Linked DNA regions of Homo sapiens: region 2 is linked to region 1. Evidence: read pairs that join two places in POLR2A ChIA-PET (ENCODE). Cell type or tissue: K562. All regions are shown on one strand.

Evidence for each region. ChIA-PET counts read pairs that join two places held together with the same protein. Peaks named below come from ENCODE experiments on the same cell type or tissue, not always from the same donor. Only the 100,000 strongest peaks of a DNase experiment are listed, where the experiment ranks them.
Region 2: POLR2A ChIA-PET joins it to region 1 with 8 read pairs; 9 of 35 experiments call an interaction of 5 or more read pairs at or near these places.

What each region holds. Positions count from the first base shown.
Region 1 is chr4:169,624,522-169,628,521 of GRCh38, forward strand. The region is part of intron 1 of CLCN3 (chloride voltage-gated channel 3); the gene reads left to right. Among named protein-coding and RNA genes, the nearest start is that of CLCN3, 5.9 kb to the left of the region's middle. In K562, no CTCF peak of the experiment used is centred here; DNase peaks (open chromatin) are centred at 1,550 and 2,540; H3K4me3 peaks cover 377 bases.
Region 2 is chr4:169,734,559-169,738,558 of GRCh38, forward strand. It overlaps HPF1 (histone PARylation factor 1), which reads right to left. Exons shown (of 8, transcript NM_017867.3): 6 at 3,102-3,189. Among named protein-coding and RNA genes, the nearest start is that of HPF1, 21 kb to the right of the region's middle. In K562, no CTCF peak of the experiment used is centred here; no DNase peak of the experiment used is centred here.

The DNA of each region.
Region 1 (4,000 bases):
GCATCCCAAAGTGTTGGGATTACAGGCATGAGCCACTGCACTGGGCTGGAATACATACTAATTTTTAGAAAGCTATTACAGCATCCCTCTTGAGGAAAATGTATAATGTAATTTATGCTGAAGTCTACTGAAAGCTGTAGGGCCTATACAAATATAATGGCATTAATACAATAAAAACTGTGTTCATATTTATTATAATTTCTGGTACATTGTTAGCTATTCTATAAATGTTAGTAAATGAATAAGTTATGTTGAAATTCCTTTTCACATTTTTTTTTCTTTTGTTTGAGGCTCAGTCTTGCTCTTGTTGCCCAGGCTGGAGTGCAGTGGCGCGATCTCAGCTATCCTCAGTCTCTGCCTCCTGGGTTCAAGCTATTCTTCTGCCTCAGCCTCCTGAGTAGCTGGGATTACAGGTGCCCGCCACCATGCCCGGCTAATTTTTGTGCTTTTATTAGAGACGGGGTTTCCCCATGTTGGCCAGGCTGGTCTTGAACTCCTGACCCAGGTGATCTGCCCACTTCGGCCTCCCAAAGTGCTGGAATTACAGGTGTGAGCCACTGCACCTGGCCTCTTTTCACGTTTCAATCTGTGACTAGTACTTAGCACAGTTTTTACAATATTTATATGAAAATGCTCCTTACATACAAATGGCTAGCTCAGATTTTCACCTCTCTGCCATCGTTGCTCTTGAGACTTTTGTTCCATCTCTCTAGTTGCTGACATTGACAATCTTTTTCTTCTTTCACCCAGTTTATATCCACTTTTCTTTTTAGCTTAACAGAGAGTTGACTGACACACCTTTGGGAATTAGATGTGGTCCTCAGCTGTACCCAGTCAGTCTCCTTTATGGGAGAGACAAAACTTTGTTGGGAACCATGAAAAATTAGTGTGCATATCTCAGGCTGTGGATCCTTTCGCCACCCATTTCCATGGTTTTCCTATTTTTGCTCCCCTCCCCAAATTCTGGTGGCATATTGCTTAGTGTTTGCAGTTTTGGGGCTCAGGTCAGTGTAATGGAGGTAACCTTCTTTATAGTCTGACCTGGAATAGAAACTAAAGCCTCGACATATAATCCTAAAGTTGGAAAGAACACGCTGGTCTTGAGTTCTGTGAGTTGCAGGAGACTGAAATTTGTTTCTGCCAACTGTTTTCAGTTAATCAAGTTGGAACCTTAGTGGATATCTTAGATTCTTCTTTACCATTCCCTATATCTTATTAATTACCAGGTCCTCTTAAATATTTCTTCAAACTCTCTCTGCTTCTCAATATTGATGTGTCTTAGTGAGCAGGGTAAAATCACAGCCAAAGTATTTTTTAATTCTCTCACTCAACACAACAATAATTAACACAGAAGACTTCTGTGACCAGATGCTTGGGGGTTTCTCCCCCCACAGCAACCAACCAGTTAGTTCTGCAGCAGATACCAACTGGGTGCCCCCCGGTTCCAATACGGTGTACCTGGAGGTAGTGTCAGACACCACTGGTTGAGGGCAGTTCCCAAAAGACTTCCCCCACTTCCAGTGCTAATCGCAAGCCCCAGGTTATTTTGATTTTGCCTGTGCTTCTGATAACACTGGCTATAAATCAGGGATCCCATGACCCCCCCACTCCTTACGTCCTTGGGTTCAATTAATGTGCTAGAGCAGCTCACAGAACTCAGAGAAACACTTACCGGTTTATTATAAAGGATGTTCAAAGGATACAGATGAACAGATGCATAGGGGGAGATAGGGGAAAGAGCATGGAGCTTCCATGCCTTCCCATGGTGCGCCACCTTCCAGGAGCCTCCAATGTTCAGCTATCCAGAAGCTCTCTGAATCCACTCCTTTTGGGTTTTTATGGAGGCTTCATTACATAGGCACAGTCAACAACTGTGTAGAAATGTGATTGGACAAAAAGAGTATGACCTAACAGCACTAATAGACCCAGTGGGGAAACCCAGCAAGGCCTGCCTGTCCAACTTCTTCTGCCTGTCTGCAGCATTCCTTCTTCCAGGGTCTGGGGCAAGCTCCCTTCTAAAGGGAAGGTCTTATGACCCACAGTCAGACAGGCTGTGGAAGATTAGAGTTCTGCCTTGGGTTGGTGGAAAGGAGGGCAGGAAAAGGTCAGCAAGAGAAGAGATTCTGTTTTCTGAGGTTTAATGTGCCCCAACATTATACAAAAGACTGTAGTAAGGCCAGGCACAGTGGCTTACCTCTGTAATCCCATCACTTTGGAAGGCCGATGTGGGCGGATCACTTGAGGCCAGGAGTTCGAGACCAGCCTGGCCAACATAGTGAAATCCTGTCTCTACTTATATAAAATTAAATTTAATATTAAAAAAGAATGTAATAAGAGCTGTGGGACTTATAAACCAGGAACCATGGATGAAAACCAATATATATCATATCACTCTTAATTCAGTTATGCCCTATCTTACGTTTAGAATTGTTCAGACGTCTAGTCTCATCTCCAGCTTCTCTATCTGTAGTCCTTCAGTCTCTTACCCTTCTTATCTGGCTTTCACACTGCTGCTAGTGTTGGCTTACTAAAATTCATGTCTGATCATGTGATTTCTCTAAAGTTCTTCATGGTTTCCCCTGTGTATAGATGAGTATGTAAGTTTCTTAGTGTGACACATGAACCCCTCCCCTTCATGATCTGGCCTATGTCTGCCTCTGTAGCTACTCTCTGGTCCTTTACCTCTTACATAAGCTACCCAAGCAGGTTTTACTATGATGCTTTTATGCTGTTGCGCATACTTTTTTTGTGTGTGTGCCTGTATTGACTTTTTACCTCACAGCCCAATTAATTTATCCTAATTCTTCAATATTTTGCTAAAATATTCCCTCTATTAAGTGCTTACGGACTGTGTGCCAGCCAGCTTGCTTACTTTTCTCAGGTTTATCAAATACATTGTATGTACCTCTCCTGTGATGTGTATCATACCATATTGTTGTTACTTGTTGATGTCTGTCACCTTCACTGCCTTAGGAACAGAAACCATATCTTATTCATTACCCTAGCATCTGGCTTTGTGCCTGGTACATGCTAAGTGTGCAGTCAATGATTATCAAATAAATTAATAAATGACTCCAAAAACTAGCTTTGAATACTAGATAAATGGTGATCCTGTAAACTGAGATAGGAAAAGTAGGAGGACAAGGACTTTTGGGGCAAATATTTATTTAGTTTAGGTCTTGTTGAGTTTTAGCTCTTTTACAACATCAAGGAAGACATGTACCATTTATTTCTTATACATTTGTTATTTATTCATACAATATAATTAACCCAACAAGATTTTTTTTAGATATGGACAAGATTATTCTAAAATTTACATGAAAAGGCAATGAAAAAGAAGAATAAGGTGTGAAAGATCAATCTACTCAATTTCAAGACTTATTATGTAGTTACAGTAATCAAGACTGTGTGGTATGGGCATAGATAAAGACACAGATCCGTGGAACAGAACAGAGAACTCTGAAATAGATCCACATAAATATACCTAGTTTTTGTCAAAAGCATGAAAACAGTTCAACGGAGGTAGATAACTTTTTCAACAGTTGGTACTGGAGCAATTAGACATCCATACACTGTCCCATTCCCAACCCCCCAATAAAGGAACCTCAACCTATGTCTCATACCCTGTGCATGCACAAATTAAAATGGATCACAGACTGAAATATAAAAATATTAAACTATAAAATTTTAGGAAAAATAGAAGAAAATTTTGGGGAGGTAGGGTTAGGCATATGTTTCTTTGACTTGCCACCAAAAGAATACTCCTTAAAGGCAAAATTGATAAATTAAACTTCATCAAAATTAAGTATTTTTGCTCTGTTATAGACCCTGTTAAAAAGATGAAAAGATAAACTAGAGAGGGGAGAAAATATTTGCAGACAACACAACTGACAAATAACTAGTATCTGTAATATATAAAGAACTCTTAAAAGTCAACAGTATGAAAGCAGTCCAGCTAGAAAACGGACAAAAGACATAGTCATTTCACTGAAGAGGATTA
Region 2 (4,000 bases), 110 kb after region 1:
AGCAATAAAACATTCTACAGAAATTTCATTTAACTGAAACCCAAACTTAAAGAACATGAGTGAAGCCTTAAGTTAACTATTCAAAAATGATGACTTAAATGTTTCTACTCAAAATACTCAATTTAATGAGTTAGGAGTTTCACTGCTGAATTCTTACTATATCCCTGCCACTACTATCAACTAGAATACTTAAATTAAGCTACAGTAGTTCTGTCAAGGTAAAAATCAGGCAACTAGGCAGGCAACTCTTCTTACTTCGGATAGTAGTATGCACTCTACAGTCAGAAAACCAAGTATGAAAACCAGTGCCCTCAGCCGGGGCTTTGGGAAGCCAAGGCAGGTAGATAACTTGAGGTCAGGAGTTCGAGACCAGCCTGATCAACATGGTTGAAACCCTGTCTCTACTAAAAATACAAAAATTAGCTGGGCATGGTGGTGGGTGCCTGTAATCCCAGCTACTCAGGAGGCTGAGGCAGGAGAATCACTTGAACCTGGGAGGCGGAGGTTACAGTGAGCTGACACCCTACCATTGCACTCCGGCCTGGGTGACAAGAGCAAAATTCCATCTCAAAAAAAAAAAAAAAGAAGAAAGAAAGAAAAAAAGAAAACCAGAGCCCTTACTGACTAATGCTAAGCACCGTGAGTCTATTTCCTTTGTGAACATGGGAATAAGACCTACAATAAAGAGTTGGGTGAGAATTAAATACATCACTTGTTAAAGTGAATCATGACACTGACATTTAAGAATTGCTCAATAAAACGTATCTTATTTGCTAAGTTAAAGCGTTATTGTGAGAAGCTTCAAAGGGTTAAGAACAAACTTAGTTGTGATTTGCTAATCATTGTCACATTAACAAACTGCCAGTCAGTTATACCTCTTGGCAAATGACACTGGCAAGAGCAAGAAGATTAGGTCCTTCAGTCTTAATGTTTTGCTACCACTTCAAAACTAATTAAATACAGAAGGATCTAATGCCTAGAATAGTAGACTTGGATATAAAACCCCAGAACCACAACTACCGCAGGGTAACAGGCTTTACTCCAGGGCACTACAATTTAACATCCATCACCCCAAAAGCTTTAGAGACTGCCCATCTCTACAACAAATGTGCGCAACCTTTCCCAAACGAGATAGTAATCATGCTTTTTAAAGCTCTCTCTGTGAGCAGAGACATGAAGAGAAGATGACTTAGTGTAGAAGCAGAAGACTGACCAGTAGCTAGGGCCCACAATGGTCCCATCAGAGACTAATTGACTCTGGCTTCAAAGAGGAGATATAGGACAGATCAGCCTGTCTAAGAGAAATACAGTGTGGGTTACATTTTTTCCAGTATCCACATGAAAAAAGAAACAGGTGGGGCAGGAGAAGGAGCTAAAAAAAAAAAAAAAAACCAACAACAAAAAACAGGTGAAATTAAGATATTTTATTTAACCCATATTTCCAAAATAGTATTATGTCAACATATAATCAATGTAAGAAACATTTAATCCTGTTTTAATTTACAAACTTAAACTAATTAAAATTATAGAAAATTACAGGCCAGGTTCGGTGGCTCATGCCTATAATCCCAAAACTTTGGGAAGCCGAGGTGGGTTGATCACGTGAGCCCAGGAGTTCGAGACCAGCATCGGCAACAGAGTGAGACCCCGTCTCTACAGGACAAAAACAAAAACAAAAACAAAACCCACCAATTAGCCAGGCATGGTGGTGCACACCTGTAGTCCCAGCTACTCGGGAGGCCGAGACAGGTTAATTGCACCACTGCGCTCCGTCCTGGGTGACAGAGTGAGACCCTGTCACAAAAAAAAAAAAAAAAAGAAGTAAAAAATAAATACGAGTTACAAATTTTGTTGCAGGAGCCACCTGTGAGGCACTCAGTGGCCATCACACTGGACAGCTCAGCCACATTCGTCTTCCCTATGGCACTCCTCTAAGTGGCAGGGGTACAGCAAAAACAGGTCCGTATGAGTAGCTGCCATCTAAGACATCTCTACCTACTGGCTGGAGACTCTGCACAGTAAAATTTGAGAAGAACTGCTTTAGAGAATTGGTTTAAATGCAGATGTCCAGGTCACAACCCCCAGAGACTGGTAACTACCAAGGCTAGTTAGTTCTGTTCTGAAAAGCAGACGGCCAAATACGTGCATTGGGCAGGAATATGTGGTTCTTTGAGAAGATGCTAAGTTTGATTTCCCTTTAAGTTTTATCCCCCCAGAAGAGGATGATCAATAAAGGAATACCAGCAGGGCTGTTCACGATAAGGGAATGGAGACAAGGGGAAAAGAATTGAGAAGCGATTTTAATTCTCGATGTTTAACGTAGCAATAACTAGATTATGCGCAGTGGTCCATTTTCAAAGTGTTTTTATACTTACAGATGACGTAGTTCAGGATCTTGGGCTTCTGAAAGCTAAATCATTTTATAGGCAGATGAAAAAATGTTCACAAAGAACCATAAAAACACAATTTCAATAATTACTACTTTGCAAGTTGACTGTAATGTCAAAGGTTCGGAAATAGTTCCCAAGAAGCAGGCAATGGGTTAAAATTCTGAAACCCCGTCTCTACTGAAAATACAAAAATTAGCTGGGCATGGTGGTGGGTGCCTATAATCCCAGCTACTTGGGAGGCTGAGGCAGGAGAATCGCTTGAACCTGGGAGGCGGAGGTTGCAGTGAGCTGAGATTGCGCCACTGCACTCCAGCCTGGGCGACAGAGCAACACTCCGTCTCAAAAAAAAAAAAAAAAAACAAACAAAAAAAGAAACTACTGAATTTTGAACACTGAGGCAAGCATTTTGTTAAGTATTTTAATACTTGTTTACACCACAAATTCCTTTATGAAGTGCATATGATTAGCTCCATTTTACAGATGAAAAAGACAAGATTTCACAGGGTTAAATAATTTGTTCAAGGCCACACAGCTATGAACTCGGTTTTAATTCAGGAATGACTGACTCTAAAACCTCAGCTTACTCTTTATTACTAAGGTCTAGCGACTGTGTCAGAAAAGGTATATAGACATACCTACTTCCCAATATAAGCAAAACCTTTATTCATGTGCATTAACATATATGCACATGTTTACTATGAAATACATTACCATCTGTTTCAGGGAGCTCTCGGTACCCAACATCATTTTTATCTACTGGAACAACCAAGCCTGCACCATGAAAGGTCTTTGTCACAACCTACATTAAAGAAAAGAATAAAATGTAATCATGGTAAGCAGACATCAAAAAAAAAAATCCCCAAATACATAAACCCTCAACATTTCTGCCAAAATGTAACATTTAATCACATTTTATTTCAGTAAATTTGGACTCCAGGGTAAAAATTTAACACTATTTTTTTCTTGAAAATCAGCTAAAAGTTAAACAGTTGAAGTAATCACAGAACAGTGAAATAATTGGCTTTTCTTAATTGTGCCAGTCACTTGGAAGTCTGCACCCTGATTTGTTAAGGAAGAACCCAATACATCCTAGAAGGCAAGTCAAAATATTGGTTTCCTCTAAGGTCAAAGTACCTTCTGGTAGAAAGCACAGAGGAACCTGGTTCTAAAAGAAAAAGAGTAAGAAATAGTTCTTGTCAGCAAGAAGATATGGTAGGACAGAACTCCTCTCATCCATCCTGCCAAATTGAGACTCCCCTATTTTTACCTGGAATATTTAGGCTTCTCTGCAAACTTCCCAAAAGTAGGGCAGTTTCTAGGTTTGTGGTGTCCTTTATGGAGGCAAATCACATAACCAGTGAGCTTTTATTAAGTGGTAGTCTTCAAAGACAAAAACAGGCCCAACTACAACTACCACCATAACCCTTCCAGTTTCCATTCTTCCTTTAGCTCATGTTAGTGACATTATTTTTAGGTCTTTCCTTAGCGAAACATCTGTACAAATATTCCACTTCTTTGTGCAATTCAGTGAAAAGTTTCCAAGGCAGAGGAAGGACACAACCCAAAAACCAAACTCCAATTTTAAAGGCCTCTCACCTAAGTCTCTATAT